Regions from separate parts of the Homo sapiens genome. Here regions 2 and 3 are each linked to region 1. A link is an interaction called in ENCODE POLR2A ChIA-PET data of the cell type or tissue named here. Cell type or tissue: GM12878. All regions are shown on one strand. Links, peaks and the distances in the headings refer to the core of each region. The heading gives the core; the rest is flanking DNA.

What was found. ChIA-PET counts read pairs that join two places held together with the same protein. Peaks named below come from ENCODE experiments on the same cell type or tissue, not always from the same donor. Only the 100,000 strongest peaks of a DNase experiment are listed, where the experiment ranks them.
Region 2: POLR2A ChIA-PET joins it to region 1 with 6 read pairs; 3 of 35 experiments call an interaction of 5 or more read pairs at or near these places.
Region 3: POLR2A ChIA-PET joins it to region 1 with 5 read pairs; 1 of 35 experiments calls an interaction of 5 or more read pairs at or near these places.

Annotation. Positions count from the first base shown.
Region 1 is chr5:158,918,508-158,924,180 of GRCh38, forward strand. All of the region lies in intron 6 of EBF1 (EBF transcription factor 1), which reads right to left. Among named protein-coding and RNA genes, the nearest start is that of EBF1, 180 kb to the right of the region's middle. In GM12878, for the core only: no CTCF peak of the experiment used is centred there; a DNase peak (open chromatin) is centred at 3,132; H3K27ac peaks cover 1,842 bases.
Region 2 is chr5:159,092,094-159,097,766 of GRCh38, forward strand. It overlaps EBF1 (EBF transcription factor 1), which reads right to left. Exons shown (of 16, transcript NM_024007.5): 2 at 4,881-5,037; 3 at 4,250-4,313; 4 at 3,527-3,582. Among named protein-coding and RNA genes, the nearest start is that of EBF1, 5.0 kb to the right of the region's middle. RefSeq lists enhancers at 3,672-4,565, 5,460-5,673. In GM12878, for the core only: no CTCF peak of the experiment used is centred there; a DNase peak (open chromatin) is centred at 2,872; H3K4me3 peaks cover 2,391 bases; H3K27ac peaks cover 1,766 bases.
Region 3 is chr5:158,817,891-158,823,563 of GRCh38, forward strand. It overlaps EBF1 (EBF transcription factor 1), which reads right to left. Exons shown (of 16, transcript NM_024007.5): 8 at 5,286-5,427. Among named protein-coding and RNA genes, the nearest start is that of EBF1, 280 kb to the right of the region's middle. In GM12878, for the core only: no CTCF peak of the experiment used is centred there; DNase peaks (open chromatin) are centred at 2,221, 2,581, 3,221, 3,577 and 1 weaker place; H3K4me3 peaks cover 2,076 bases; H3K27ac peaks cover 3,251 bases.

The DNA.
Region 1 (5,673 bases), core at 1,065-5,064:
ACAGAGAATTAGTAAGAGATAAAGAGATTGAGACTAAGACAGAAAGACTGAGAAACTGAGATTTAATAATTTACTGATCCCTCAGTGGAACACTGTGTGTATAGTTAAGCCACTTTATGATAAGGTTATCTGAGGGCTCATGTAACTAAACCCACCTCTCACCCATCTCTCTCCACTCCCCACACTTACCCTTACTTTACATTGGTTCATCTCTGGAGAGAATGGACTAACACTGAAGTTATTATTTATTTACCAAATACTCAGAGCAGCATCCTGTGTGCTGGGCAAGGCATACCAAAATTAGGGCAAGTTACTGTCCAATAGGAAGCTCCGTTCTGGTACAAAGTCAGCCCATGCATTCAGAAATGCATGCTTGCTTTCTTGAAATTTAGGTTAAGGGAGGGCTTATATATAGAAATTAGCTGCTGACAGAGTTTGAATGGGCTTTCAACTAAGGCATTCATTATCCATGAAGCCAACCCTTCCAATATTCCATGGCCTAGAGTTCTTTGCAAATGGCTGTTAAAAATCACATTTGGTGAAAGAACAGAATTTTCTCCTTGGTAATTCAGCTCTGAACTCACTCCATCTGTTTAGCACTTGTTGGGCCTGCGAGGATGTGCAGACACTCTCCAGTGCTGACATGGGTGGCCACCTCCCAAAGAGCAAGAAACAAACCTGCTTTCATCAGCTGCTGGCATTTATGAGGGTCTTAGGATGAAATTAAGATTTTTTTTTTTTTTGAAATGGAAGTTTGGAATAATAACAACCTTGTAGGGGGAACATGGTACTCATGTTGCTTGGGTAACATGTGGTCTAAGTAGCCAGAGGAGAAAATCCCCGGAGAGGGTTATCTCATAGATAACACCAATCATATCTGAGAGGCCAGTGAGAACAATCTTGATGCCTGCAATATTTTAATCTATAACATGGGATGTCACCAAATAATGTGCTGGAAAACAACAGAGAAACATAAAGACACCAAATGAAAAAGCAGATCTCCCTTCAACTTTGAGAATGAGAAGTTACAAATCATCAATGTCTAGCAAAGACATATTCCAACAACGGTGCTCATTTTTTTGAATAAATAAACACCAGGGAACTAGCCTGGGAAACCTGAAACAGAACCACATCTTCTCTCAACTAAAGGCTTATTAACAGCATATGTGGGGACAAAGGATAGGAATATTCTGAGGGCAAGGAGAGTAAAGTTGCATTTATTGATCAAACTCCTACCAAATGCCAAGCACCATATGCATCGATTATCTCATTTAATCCTCTCAAAAAACACGACGGTACATATTATTATCCCAATTTACAGATAGGAATCTGAAGTTTATCAAGATTAAGCAACTTTCCAACTGAACAGGGCTTTAAAGACAGGACTCTAATTTCTAAGCTGTGTTTTTCTGCTATATGCATTGCCCATAGCCCCACAAAAGGACAGAAAGAAAAATCTAGAGGAAAAAAATCAGATCTCTGAAAACTGTCTATAAATTCCCCACAATAAAAATAACAATAACCATGATATCCTAGCACCTCTTTAGGTATATGTGTACATAACTTGCAACATATATATATGAGAAATTACAAATCATCAATATTTAGAAAGATGTATTCCAAAAAAGGTGCTCATTATATACATATGTGTGTGTGTGTGTGTATGTGTGTGTGTATACACACATATGCTTAATGTAATCTTCTTAACAATCCTATCAGGTATCATGATTGAGGTGAGGATGCTGAAGCTGAGTTAGGGACATGCTCAGGTTTACACAGCAACTAAATAACCAAACTGAGATCCAAACCCAGATTTGTCTGGTCCCCAAACCCCTGGACTTCCTATCATATTGTTCTACCTTTTCCATCCCTTTCAACTGGATGTGAAGGTGAACCAGAATCTGAAACTTCAGCTCTAAAGAGGCTGAAAAGAATATGTCGTTCCCTGCCCTCCAATACCTCTGCTTTGTACCTACTGGACACATGGCAGGCCTTGGTGGCCAGTGTCCACAGTAAAAGTTAGTGACTTGAAAGGCATGTGCAGCAGGCAATGCCAAGGGAACTTTTCTTTCTTCTTTTTTTTTTTAAAGAAACACAGTCTTGCTCTGTTGCCCAGCCTGGAGTGCAGTGGTGCAATCATAGCTCACTGCAGCCTGCAACTCCTGGGCTCAAATGATCCTCCCTTCTCAGCCTCCCAAGTAGCTGGGATTATAGGCATGAGCCACTGCACTTGGCTCCATTTTTTTTTAACAGGAACTCTTGTGAGTCAATCACACCTCATAGATATGCTTGCCCCTTTTCCTTTTAGTGCAGGCTCTGGCACCAGCGTGACTCCCTGAAACCCACTTGGTGGAAGGGATGACAGCACTGGAGAGGATGCCATGAATATGGAAGTCCCTGTGTTTTAATTTGCCTAAAAATCTGCATGTTGTTAAAACAAATGTAGAAATTAGCCATATGGGAACCTAGCTTGGGTACATATCTTCATCTGTCACCACATTTGGGGGTGGAAATAGTACAGGATCATTTGCAGTGCTTAGACTTGTAGAGAGGGAGAAAAGTCCACTTGGAAGCAAGCTAATGCTGCACACGTTTATGCGTTTGACCTCACAATATGGTAACTAATGATGGTTCTGCAAATAGACTTAGGAAAATAGATGAATGATTACAGAGGGAAGAACCCAGCAAGGGTGATGAGCTTCGTTTCGCCTATGTTAGCCCTTAATCCTTAACAGGACAGCCAGCACAAATTCTATACAGCTTGCCTAAATAGATGAAATCTACACCTTATTCTGAATTCAAATCTTAGACCCAGTGCATATAATACACTGCCTTAATAGCTTTCCAAACTCTCATTTGGCCTCAGTTATACAACCAGCTGACACTGAAAATAATTAATGCCCTTTAGGACTCGCATCTGCTCCTATGGTTCCAAGTCAAGGTTTTTAATTGGGCTATTTTGGCATTTGGAGACAATGGCAAGGTGAAATAACCTTTCTTTAATATTTTTGAGGTCAGCAGATAGTCCTGCCAAAGGTCATCCTTCAGGTTCACAAATGAGTCATTTGTATCACCTAATGCAATCTGTGACTCGCAAATTGCACTGGGCTGTGTTAGCGTGCATTAATTAGTCCATGTGATGAATACTGAATTCATCATTACCAGCCGGAGCTTGTAGAGATGTACCAATACTTGTTTTGGCGGTTTGTGGTTGCTTATTTTTACTTTGCACTCCACTTCCAACCCTGGTCTGAGATCTTCAACACCGCAAGCCCAATAATTGGCACAGCAAAGTTAACCCTCTCCCTTATGACATGGCCAGAACCTGGGGAAAGATTCCCTGGCACAAACATATTGCAAAGCACGAAGCAACCACAGTTGCTCTATCTTTGGTTTATTGAACCTGTAAAACTCAGCATCAAAAGATGATTCCCTTTTGCCTCACGATCCATAGCATTCCTAATCTTCTAAAAGAGAGAGAGAGACAGAGACAGACAGCGAAAACTCCTGTTTCAAACACCTTGCTCAGAGCAGTGCTCTTAGTTGTGCTGGGTTCTCTCAGCTGCTTGGCAGCTACTGCCTATAATGAAGGCATTATTAATTTCAGTTTCAGGGGATAGAAAATCAGGATGTGGACACTGTATGGCTATACCATCTGTGCCGTTGACATATATTGATTCATACCTTCTTCCCATCTGTCCTTGACATTGTGCAGTAACAGAGGTCACAGTCTTCTCTTTCCTAGAATTCTCCCCAAAAGCAACTTTCTACCCAGTATCCTCTCAGTGATTTGATTTGGTTGCTATTGTGCACTTCTAAGGAAGCTGGTGGCAGAGTGTCTGCATCTGTCATCCCCCAGGTAAGTCCCTTTGACCCAACATAACAATAACCGACCACATCAAAAGGGTGTAGGAAAACAATAGTTCTTCCACTTTGCTGGAAGACAGAGTCAGCAAGGGGCAGACATTTAAAATAGATCTTCCATTTCTCCAGAATTTTGTGGATAACAAAGAGAATTAATGCATCACTCTAGAAATTAGCACATTCATTTTATACAGAAAGGTACAGTAGCCAATTAAATTACACACAGCAGATCTAAGGGTTGGAAAAGTAGATTTACGGAAAGTTAAGAAGCTGAAAAACAGCAGGTGGGTATGTCTTGCTCTACATTATGGACACTAAGAGAAAAATTAAGTCTCCAGTTACTGGGATATATGTGTGTCTTATGTTTAATGTGCATTTTTTGAAAAAAGAACTGTTCAGGTTATTGTCACTTCAGAATTGAGAAAGCCTGAGCCAGATTTCAGAGGGATTTTATTTCAAGGACTATCATTTATTTTATTTTACTCTTTTTTCTAACCACTCTCTGTCCAGGTGGAATGAGACACACAAATAACTGAATTCACAATGGACTTTTTGAGAATTCAAGTGGCCACTTGTATCTGCAAAGTAAGAAGTAAGTGGCTAATTGCAGCCGAAATGAATGGCTGAGCCTACAATTAGCCAATTAGGTGGTCTATTAGCAGGAGGGGCGATTTGAACGCAGAAAGCCCCTCCGTGGAGCCCGAAGGCCTTGGGGCTTTCCAGCAAAACCCAGGAAGAGCGTTAGCCTCTTCATCAAAGCAAAGCTAGACTGCTCAGAATCAGAGAACTGTCAGTTTATTCCTAAAGCTCTAAAATTCTCCAGGTCCAGGTGATAAGTAACACCCTTCCAATGGGGGTAAAATTTTTTTAAAGATTTTAACAGCTGCCTGAAAAGCTTCCTTTTCAAAGTATATCCCCAACCTTACTTTATCCATAAAAATCATCTCCTCCTCTCTCTCCTTCTCTTAAAATTACAGATTAAAACTTATCTGGCATTCTCATCCCATATTTAATGATGAAAATGAATCCATCTTTCAGTTATTCCTTAGAGAAAATATTGCCACTTTCAAAATATTTTAAGAAATTTTGCCTTATTATGGAGGGTGGGTCTCAGATCGCTCCATCAATTTTATTACAAAACAGGAAATTTAGTTTTGTTGAAGCCATGTAGCTCTGCTGAGCTTCTGCAATATCGGGCAAAGAATGAAAGTGCTGGGTGGCGGGAGGTGGGATTTGAAAAAAGCCACGTTATACCAAAGGGATATACTATTAGTTTCCTTAAGTCTGCTCTAGAGGAAATAGCTTAAATCAAGAAACTGGACAAGCCACGCCTCTTCTGGGTCTCAAATTGTACCCATGTGTAAAACCAGTGCCCAGCCCATTTCACTGTAAGGTCCCTTTCAGATCCAAGTCTCAATGATTCTGAATCAACAAATCTCAAATTTCGTGAACTAGTGATGGACCAGTCAAAAGGAAGATTCAAAAGCAATTACCTCTGAGCTCAAAAGCCAAACCTGGGCATTGTTTACTGCCTCTTTCTTTTAGCCTTTTTTGGGTACAGCAACATTTTAATGGTCTTACTTGAAACTACATTCACACAGAGTTGTACTGTTTTAATCACTAGTTTTAAGCCCTTGAGACCTTCTCCGCAGCTCAGATGTGTTATTCACAAAACATTGTCCCTTGTGAGAATGACAAGACAAAGTTTTTAGTCATCTAACTTTTTATCCCCTAGCATTCCACTCCTGGGTTCACCCTGGGGCTCAGGCAGCCCATCTACATCAGCTCTGCCCCATGATGGGTAAACAA
Region 2 (5,673 bases), core at 774-4,773, 170 kb after region 1:
ATACTACATGAAAATCTGAAAGGATGCCCACTAAACCTCAGACCTCCCCCACTGGATTCATTTGAGCTTCTGCAGTAGATATTGTTTCTGGATGCAGCAGCCATAAACTTCTGGGTCCTACAGGGCATTCTGCATGCTCACTAATGGAATACCAAAAACAGTAATGACACGAAAACAAACTATTTTTAGTCCAGCTAAACTTGGTTTTGAACAACCCTTCCCAAAAGCAAGCCTCTTATTTTCTAGTTGGTGGGTGAATTTTTAAAATATTATATCCTGTGTGCTTTACAATGAAGGCATAGGGATAAGGGATCTCAGATTCTTATATATTCATTTCTAATGAAGCTTCATCTTTCCTGGTAGAGTCCAAAAATTAAGAGTCATTACCCAAAATAGTCTAATGAGACACTTTGAAAAGGTGTGAAATACTGTGTCATACCAACACATCTTGGTTGATTGAGTACATTTCTTTTCTATCTCAATGCTGCTAATCCCACCCAAGATCAAGAACAGTTTATGGAAATGTAGAATGCAAAAATAGTTTTAAATTTTGCTTGTCCAAAATTCCTTTTGAGTTTTAACCCCACTTTCTAGTCAAGAATATGACATCACTCACATAAAGCTGCATCTCTGATAGGAAAAATGTTATAATAAACAGGCAGCTAAGAAAAGACACTTGAACAGTGGCTAGGTATTCCTTCCACAATTGATGATGTTATCAGAACTTATCAGACCAGAAGTGTTTCATTCTGTACTCTAAATAATTATCAAAATCCATAATGTATGAGGAAGAATTTCACAGGAAAAAAAAATGTAATCATTTAATCCATCAGTTTATATCAAGACTTACATCTGATTTAAGGAGCCACTGTATATTAAACTAAAATCAAAGATTCAAGAAATTTTAAATCAGACTTGGTATTTAATTATGATAGAATAATTTCAAGCTAGAGGAAAATTAACTGTTTTACTCATTAAGGCTAAATATCAATTATTTTTATGTCACACCTAGGGAAAGTTAAGCTTCTTCACGCTCATCTATCTGCTTTTTGGAGGCCATTGTATTAACCCTGTAGACAAGAAGCTAACCTACTTCCAAAACTCTTGCAGCACATAATCAAAGAACAAGCAATTGGATAATGAGTAGGAACTGCCTTTCAAAGTGAAAGCTACAGAGAGGTGGTTAAACAATTATTATGAAAGCACACAGGTAAGCTTTGAAATATTCCTTTTCCTGATATTTTTTAGACTTAGATAATTATTCAACCTTTTCTCAGGCCACTCCCCACCAAAATATATCATTGCATGCATTTATAATTTTGACTTTTACTGAGATGTCATATTATGGCAAATGACTTTCTCATAAGTGCTATTATCGAAAATAAAACTAATCTTGTTCTTATTCCTCTCTCTCTCTTTCTCTCTCTCTTCCTCCCTCTTTCCTGATAGAATTTATGACACCAAGTGGTCAAAGAATGCCTTAAGCTGCAGTTTTTCTTAAGCTCTATGACCTTGTTAGTAAAATGATATTTGATGTATTGCTTTAAAAATATCAAAAGATGATTCTCCCCCATTTTTATATGAGTATAAGGTAAGTTCATCCCATAATGGGAAAATCAATTAGTAGTGGCACTTTTTGACTAGAGAGACTTAAAATAAAATTTTGAGGAGGTTTAATTCATAGAGCGATTAATCACTTCAAACATGTCTTAATTCTGTGCTTCTTACAATTGTTCATTTCATAGTGCTACCTATAATTTAATATTTCATTGGTCAATGTTGCACAAGCAGACAGGCCTTATGTACTGATTTGTGTATGTGTGCCTTTTATCTTTTAGAAAGTAAATCCTAATAAATACACATAGAGTATGTCTTAGAGTTCCTACTTTCCCCCTCTCCCTCCCAACTTTTTTTTTTTTTTTTTTCCTGTAATGAGAATGGCAGGAAAGGATATCCAGGGTATCAAAGGCAATTTTTGAAAACAAAACTCCACTTAAGACATTTTTATTTTGACATCGCAAAAGAAAAAAAGTTATTAAAAATCAGGCTTTTGTGTTTCTGCCTTGGAAGGCAAAAAAAAAAAAAAAAAAAAAAAAAAAAACACAGTGTCCAAATGAAAGTGAATTATCCTATGCAATTATTAAATCCATTAAAGAAAATAAAACCAAGACCAAAAATTATAAATGGTGATTTACTCTGAGCAATCAACTGAGAAATAAACAGATTTTTAAGAAAGCCAAATATTTTAGGCAAATAACATGAAATATATTTCAATCTTTATTTTTATTTTAAAAAATAGATTTCATACTCTTGCTTTCTACTTGTGTCATATCGAAATATGAAAGTGATCATCAAAAATAGCTGTTAATAAATTGGTTCTTGAAGATTAGATTTTTAAAATGCCCAACAGCTTATTAATGTGACATTTCTACCACATATTTAAGCCGTGGTGTATCTAAAAATAATTTTTAAATATGCATATATACCCTAATTTGAAACTTTCTCAGCCAATATCTATGAAAGAAAATCATTTCTCTTATTTTAAAGGAAACATTCTAAAATCACAATCAAGTAAATAAATTTTAATCCTCTTGCTAAATTGCTGGTTAGTACACAATGGATAACTTTTTTCTTTGTTCTAATTTCTTTCCCCCACCCAATAAAGCTGTCTTCTTTTTTCTGCTACTAACTCCTCCAACTACCTAACCAGCTACTTAATTCTGAAACTAAACTTTTTCTTAAAATTAAGAAGAAGGGGAAAAAGCTCCTGTGCCTCATTAAAACGTCAGGCCTCTTTTCTGACTCGGCTCATAATTGTATCTTTTAAACCATAACTCAACCTTAATGTATACTGCTTGACACCCGCGTGTTGGGAGCTTAAGAAAATGCCGTCTATGTACCTTTAAGACCACAAGCTCACTCATGCTGCCTGGCTTCCTGCCAAACTTGGAGGCAAAAGCAGGAGGGTTTTTGCAAAATATCCTCTAACAATTGTCGCTCCCTCTTTCAACACTACCTTCACCATCATTCCCTTTGAAAACAAATCTGCAGAATGGTCATCTGCGCTCTCAGCCCATCTCATCATTCCTGGGGAAGCCGCCTCTGCCACCCCTCCTCCGCCCCCTCAGCCCCTCGCCCCTCTGCTTCCCGGGGAGGCCTGGCTTGCTTGGGTTTCAAAGGTTCAGCCCACTCCGCACCAGGGTCCCTGGGCACCTTTGAGCCCTTCGGGGCTCCCTGGCCGGGTCAGAGGAAATTCAGCCCTTTTTCTCGCCACTCAGCACCCTGCAGTCTTAATTCACAAGGCCCGAGTTCCCTTGGAGGGACGCGCGCGCGTCGAGCCCTCATCCCCACGCGGCGGTGCAAGCGCATGAATGGACACTGGAAGGCCGTGCAAGTTTGGTCTGAGCCGCCCCCGCTGGCTTTTAGAGTTAGAGTCCCAGCCCACCTGCGGTGGAGCAACTAGCTTCTTGACTGCCCTGAATTTTGTGACATAGAGCCCCCCGTGGCCCAAAATCAAGAAACTTACTTGTTTTGTCATGGAGTCAATGAGGCGCACGTAGAAATCCTGCTCCGTCCTTATCCCTAGGGTTGGAAATGGGGGAAGGGAGGAGAATTAAGTGAGAGGTTACGGAGGGTGGGTGGACAATAATTAACAACAACAAAAAATAACAACAAAACCCCCACACACATATCACGAAAGGGGCTCCAAGGCTGATTGGAACTCCCACTGTCCTGGAAAATACAGCCACGATCTCCCTTCCCCAGTGTCCAGAGAGGTGCTGCTGGCCTTGCCTTAGCGCTCCTGGAAGCCAGACGCCAAGTTCTGCAGCTGGGACTGGGATGGGGGTACCCCGACTTGTCTGTTCTCACGGCAAGAGTCCCTCTGCTCTCGCACACAGCCTTCAAGGCCATGACCCTTCAGCCCCTAAGCCCAAGGGGCCATGGGCCTGCAGCCTGGGCCAAGCCAAAGGAACAGGCCTCAGGAAGGGGAGGAAGAATGAAAGTGGCTCAGGGAGGGATGAGGCACTACACCTGGCCCCAGGTAAACGCGAGACCGATAAGGCTCTTGGGCCACTAGGAGCCTCCTCAGGTGAAACCTCCTGGGGCGAAATTTAGGAGAGGCTGGTTCACCTCAAATAAAGCGGATGACTGACCTTCGCTGGAGGATTTCGTCCACCTGGAGCTCCCTGCGCCCCCTGCCCAGACCCGGAGCCCCAGGGTGAGGCCATAGACCCGACCCGGGCCTCACCATTGCTGTAGAGAAGCTGAAGCCGGTAGTGAATTCCGTTATTGGTCTTTTCGCTGTTGGCTTCCTGGGTTGCATCAGGACGCAAAGACACAAGAGATGCAGGAGAGAGGTCTGCGTGAGCGAGTGGACCAACTTTCGAGGCAACTTTCCCCAAGCCGGGACCCCCGCTGGCGAGCCAGGCAGCCACGGTAGCAGCAGAAATTGTGGCCAATTGTGATCCCTCCTCCGCCCCCTGTTCCTGACTGCTCCCTCTCTCCCAAAAGAAAATTCCGTCGGGCGCACACAGGCTATCCTCTTTCCAGGGCCTAGGGGCTCGTGCCCCGGCCACCAGAGGCAGGCGGTGCGTAATCTGGTAGTGGAGGGCGGGTTCATTCCGGGTGCCCATGGCTGTGGATTGTAGAGCCAGGCTTGCCTCTCTCTAGCTCTGGGGGCTCCGTGCGAACTTTTCTGGAGAAGGAGCCAGTGGACCAGGACCCTGGGTTCGTCTGGGATGGGAAGTGGCTTGGGGGACCCCCACATAGAAGTGTGTTATGGATGCTTTGCACTCAAGGAAGGGCGCGCTGCCCAAGGCTCCCGGGCCTGCTCCCGAGCCGAGCCGGGGACGAGGGGCGACAGCGCTGCGCCCACTTACTTTTTCCTTCTCCACGAACCCCACAAACGCTGTCCTCTCGATCTCCACGGGCTGGCCCTGTCTGTCGTAGAGGGCCAGGACGAAGTGGAAGAAGTTGGATTTCCGCAGATTGGAAGGCGGCTGCTTCTCAAAGTGAGCCCGGGCCAGACCCACCCCGCTGCGGCCAAAGACGCAGAGTTAGATGGCTAAACCGGACGCCGACCCGCGCCCCTTGTCACCCTGTACACACACTCGAACCCTCAAACACCCACCTCCTCTTCCCCCAAAACATCCAGTGGGCGCTCTTCACGCCCCTTCAGGCGACATAGACCCAGCTGACAACGGGACACACATGTCCCCTCATGTCCTCGTCCTCTCCGCCAAGGACGGGTGCGTCCTCAGAACTCGCTGAAGAGGTGTGAAAGTTTTGTTTGGGTTTTGCGCGCGAGATGAAACTCTATAAGCATTTACTCCTACCTGACACGCACTGCGTGGGGAGGAAGAAAAGTGGCGGTGGATGAAGTGAACCCACCTTCGCGGAGTAGAACCCACAGTTATATTCCGGCACCCCTCGAATCTCACGTCTCAGCTAGCAGGGCAGGTGGGAATGGATGGAAAACATGCTCGGCGTCTCGCCGCAGCAGCCACCCTCCAGGAACCCCTCAAGCTCTGGCCAACTGCGAGTGCCCGGCCTTGGGAAGCCACATCCCCCCACCACCAAAAAGCATGTGGAGAAGGGTCCGAGGGCGGGGCTCAGAACTGTCGCGGGTGGTCGCTGTGAAAAAGGGAAGAGGGGTGTTTTCTTAAAGACCTG
Region 3 (5,673 bases), core at 774-4,773, 100 kb before region 1:
ACCTTATTGACACCTTATCCCTTGGCTGGAGATCCAGAGGAAGGGTTCTATTAGAAAATGCCAGTGGATTTCTCTGTTCCCAGGAAGCTCTATTTCTCCAAAGTCACCTCCTGCAGAAAGTCATGTGCCAATAGCTTTAGTTCAGAGCACCATAAAATAGTACATGCTAAAAGGAAGCCTAGAGAGGACCCCACCTGGCTCTCACTGGACATACAAAACTGAGGCCCACAGAAGCAAAGTGACCTTCCCAGGGCCACTTCAGCCAGAGAGCCTGATCCTCCTTCTATCCTCTTGTTAGGACCATATTATACAGAAGGGAAAAGAGACAGGCTCAATTTGAGGTAGTCTCTCCAAGCTCAAACCATCTTTCTCCACATTTCCGTAAAAACATGAAAACAAACAAACAAAAAAACCAAACAAATGAAAAACACATTTAAATGCAGCTGGTCACAGGAAGTCAATGGTGCTGGACACCCAGGGGCAACTGACAGAAGCAAAAACTGCCTCTGTCTGGATCAAAAGGATTATAGAAGGTCATATGCTAAAGATCAAGAACACCACCATATTGTCAGGGACAGTTGTAATGTGACACTGCAACCAAAAGGTCAGAATTCACTGGTGGTGGTGAACACCTGACTCTATTTCTCCAAAGCTATAATTACAGCCAGGAGATGGGCCCAGTGAGTCTATCATCAGTATTTATTCTTCAAAATACTTTGAGTGTGACCAAACTCCACTATTGTTTTTATTTATCTTGAAATCTTGGCACATTTATGTTTTATGTTGCAGTCTTTATTATAACTTTGAAGGGAAATTTAATTGATTTGTATCTGATGCCCACAAAAGCTAAATTTCAATCATTTTCCATTTTTAAAAACTGAGTATGTTTTAAAGAATCTATCTTCAATCTAAAAAAATAAGTAGGACCCCAGGTCAGAGCTCATGAACACTAACATGTTTATATTCTAAAAACTCTTGACTAATAGTTCCATTGTTTTTTTTTCCAAATAAATATGAAGGATGCACATATTCAAAACAATAACAAAAAAAAAAAAAACTAGATCTAAAGAATACCCTACTGGGGACTTAATCCCACTCCTGGAAATGGCTCCTACTGGTGGGTGAGCTCTAGAACGTGCTCACATTTCTCTAGTCACCATGGAGGAGGCAAGTCCTCCAAAAGCCCAAAAAGGGGAGAAGGGAAAGAAAAAGAAGAGAGGAAAGGAGAAAAACACATGCACACCAAAATAAAAAAATACATATATCCCCTTTAAAAAAATGAGCATTTAAACTGCTTGTCAGATGGTTTCCTGACAAAGCCACTAGAGTGTATTCACAGGCATTTGCATAAATGCTGCCTGTGAGTTCACCATAGCTGCAAGCGCTAATGGTACATAAAGTAATTTAGTCACTTCTCCCGGCATTCTATGTCAGAATGATGAGCACGGGCACTTTGCCTTGTTGCATATTAGATCATTAGATAATAAAGTGTTAGCGCATGCAAGCTGACAGGGGCTCTGCACCACAGTGTTGTGAGGGCACCGCATTTTGCCACAGGGGGAAGAAACAGAGAAACTGATGCCACAGTTGGCCTTGAATTCAAGTAAACACAACCTGGAACTCAGGGGAACAACAATGCCAATAGCAACACTCCTCAGGCCCCTCAATGACTCCCCAGAACACAGTCTTCATGAACTTGCCCAAATGACTGGAAGACAAGGCAAGTACACAGGGTAGCGCTGAACATAGCCTTGTGGCAGCCACTCAGCTCCTTTCATCCCGAGCTCATGCTTTTTCAAAAATTGGAACTGAGAGAGCAGTTACATTTTGAGGCTGCCTGTCTCCACGACTGTACATCTTCCATAAAGCTATTGCTTAAAGAAGAAACCTCACTAGGCTAAATGGTCCCATAAATATCCAGCCAAAGAAAATCTTGGTATTTATGAATGAAGAGAAAGTACGGGGGAAGACCATTTTCCACGATCTATAGCATGCCAGGATTCACTATCTTTGGACCATGCAAGAGTCTATGAAATAAATTTGCCTTTGTCAACTCTCATACTTGAATTACAGGGTCATTTATCAGAGCACAGGGGTTTGCGAGTCCATGGGTCACATAAGAAAGCCCATGCATGAATGTAAAGCACGATCTCTGTCTCTACTTATACACAGAAAGGTGAGCCACAAAAGGAAACTTCCTCCAACAGTCTGACAAGCAGGATATAAATAGAGATTTGCAGAATAGCCCAAAATAATTCAGGCTACCTGTAAATTAGATGGTAAAAAGTCCAGAATGGGGGAGAACGTAGGTTCCCACAGGTCACAAGAGGAGAACATGCTTTGCCGTCTCACCATGCGGTAGCTGTTTGAAGGCGGTGGGGGGTGGGAGCGGAGACACAGAGGGATGAGGGTGTATGATTCTCAAAGTCTTTTAAACAGAGCATTTTGAAATAGGACTTTTCAACAGCAAAATAAAGTATTACCCTCACATCAACATGAATTAGCATCTAGGTCCACTCCCACACATTACCAATGAAAGAGTTCAATAGTCATCCTTTGCTGAGTAGATATTTATGTGTCAGCCTGAAGTGTCTAAATGAGTGGGTGGTTTTGTGTGGTTGGTTGACTCACTCTGCAGAGAAGCAGATTTCTATGCTATTGTCATTACTAAGAATTTGAACATGTCTACCCTTTCTTTCCACTGGAGAGAAGTGAAATAAGGCTTCGGTGAAGGCAAAGCCCCTTGCTGAAGGAAATAGGACATACCTATGTCCCCAAGGATGGCCAACCACTTACACAGTGAAATGTCACCATTTTTTGAAAAATATAGTAATATGGCCATCTGTGGACTCATAAACTGAAGCAGGTGAATAAAATGCTGACTTTAAAACTTAGAATAATATGACACCCCAACTGAAATATTAACACTCTTAGAAGAGGGAATATCTGAGCTGGGAGGAAGCTTAGAGCTGTGTTGATCCAGAGGTCTCAAACTGTTGACCTGTGGCTGCATTCTTCCTAAGTGGCTTTTTTCCCCCTCTCCTCCCTTCAGTGTCCAAAAATTTTGTAATTAGTTACCAACAATTAAAAATTCACTGTTGCCAAACTGGAACATCTGGCCCCACTTGGGCTCTCATTCCCCTTAGCAACAACTGGCTGGGGCCGAGGGGCACCAGAGCGTGTACTTGCCTGTCTTCTCAGCCTCCACCCAGCCCACTTCCCTATCTACATTACCTGCCCCCACCCAAAGCACAGATTTTTTTTTAAACTCTCCTACAGATCATCACCTTCATTTTAACAAGGAGGAAATCAAGGATCCCAAAAGCTAAAGCGATTTGTCCAAGGTCAAATAGAGGCCAGAGTGAAACTAAATTGAATTTGGGGTTCCTGGTACCTATTTCAAGACCTAGTCCTTTATCATGCTGCAAAATAACGTTACTGATCCTCATTGCCTAGAGGGATCCTTTAGAGAAGGCTATATTCTATGTTTGCTTTTGGTTTTTGTTGGAGGGATAATTTGCCTGGTGTCAGGAGCTTTCTCACTGGCTTCCCAAGAGCAGAAATAGGAGCTGGGTGTGGCCTGAGCATATTTTGAAAGTGTGAACCCAGATTTCAAACTGACAGTCAAGTCTGTCACCAGACTGGGCAGTACCTATTGCAACTAACCACCCACAGTCAAAAACATAACTTCAATCCTTAAGCAGCACTCTCCAAATCATGCCCACTGAGTATTTCCCTAATTTTTTCTTCCTCCTTTCACCTAAACACCTCTAGTCACACAATGCCTTAAGTGACTCCAAGGGTATTATAAAGACAACATTACTGTAAAGTGAGGATCAGAATAATTTTAAGTACAGAAATGGAACTAGGAATGTAATCATGAGCAGGTGTTTGAAATGGCCTCCTGCAAAATGTAATATCCATCCATCTCAGCACTAATGAAACCATAAAGAAGCAGCTTTTGAAAGATGATGGTTTACTTTAAAAAGACTGTAAAACTGGATGTGGTGAAGAATCCCTTCTAAGAGCATTACATCTGGCTAATTAATAAAAAGTACAGTTCGTGTGTTCCATAAGCACAGGGGAAAAAGCCAGGCAAAAATGATGAGAGTGGCGTGTTTATTAAATTGGGATGCTGGCAGAGAAGGGAGTTTTCTACCTTGTAAATTATGGGCAACTCCTGGCCCATGGAAAAAAGCAGGCAATCAGGTGATCATTTGTGTGGTAGTGTTCTGAAAAGAATCTTGCTGACCCTAGCAAACTGGAAAGGGAAGTGAGGGAAATGGGTTGAGAGTTTGAGGCAATTGAAGAAAGTCTAATATGGTGACTGGTATCCAGCAGAGCCTCAGTCACTCATTCTTGGATGGACGGATGGACGGATGGATGGATGGATGGATGGATGGATGGATGGATGGATGGATGGATAGATGGATAGATGGATAGATAGATGAACGGATGGATGGATGAGTGGAGAGGAGGAAGAGTGGATATATTACACACACACATGCAGCACTGAAAAATTCAGGCGTGCCCCTAACCCAACCCATGGTTCTTCTGAGTGGCATTCACTTTCCTTGATTCAAATTTTTATCTGGTTTCCTTCAGTCCTCTCAAAGGCACCACTGATTAGCCATAATTCTCAAGACAAATGGGATTTCTCCCTACCAAAGTCTACTTACAGACAGCAAGTTCTATCACATGGTGAAGAGGTAAGAGTTAGGTACAGGGCACAGGAGGGACATTTGGTCTGGGCTTCATATTCAGAAAGCACCTCCAACCTCGACATTGAACCTGATCTCCAAATGAAGTTCAACAGGTGGTCACAGAGATACACCAGGAGGGTGGTAAAGAGGATGGGTTCATTATAAAACCTCAATGGTCAATTATAAACATGTCAAATATATCACAATTTTAGTGATACCAAATTGTGTGGCCTTTCCTTATTTTTCCCTTGGATTGGCCTTTCCTTATTTTGTAATCCAGTGGGAGCTTAGAATAAAGCAATGGTCCAGGCCTCCTTCTTTCTCTCAACCTGAAAGGAGGCAATATCAGCCATTTCCAGAGTAGAGAGTGGTCCCACAAGAAAGGTGGGCCTCAGAGATATTTTCCTGTCTTTAAATATTTGCCACCATATGTTGAAGAGAAAAAACCCTAGAGGACCAATCTTATTCAAAAAGACTTTTGAAATTTGAAACAGAATAGAACATGTGGTGGAGTGGAAGAAAGAAACCAAATATATTCACAGTTAAAGTAGCAATGCCAACCAATGAAAATGATTCGCCTACCATGTTCCAGATAAGAGGGCGTACCTTCCGAGGGGTCAAGCCTCCGAGCCCTCCGCCCATGCTTGGAATTATTATGGACAAACATGTTATCAGAGACTGCCAGGACATGGCCATCCACATTGACTGTCGTAGACACCACGACCTGGAGACATAAGAAAGAAATGAATGAACATTTTAATATAAAAGCGTGGTGGGTAATAAACTCAAGTTAAATAAATAACAGCTGGGAGCTGAAGAAAATTGCATAGCTATTTCACATAATAACTGGTGCTTATGCTGTACAAGTCTAACAAGAGGAGCTATTGATGAGTGGGTCTTTGGCATGGAACGCTTTTGATGCAGTTTTAAGTAAAATTGCACAGTTTATAGTTATACAGCAGAAGGTACA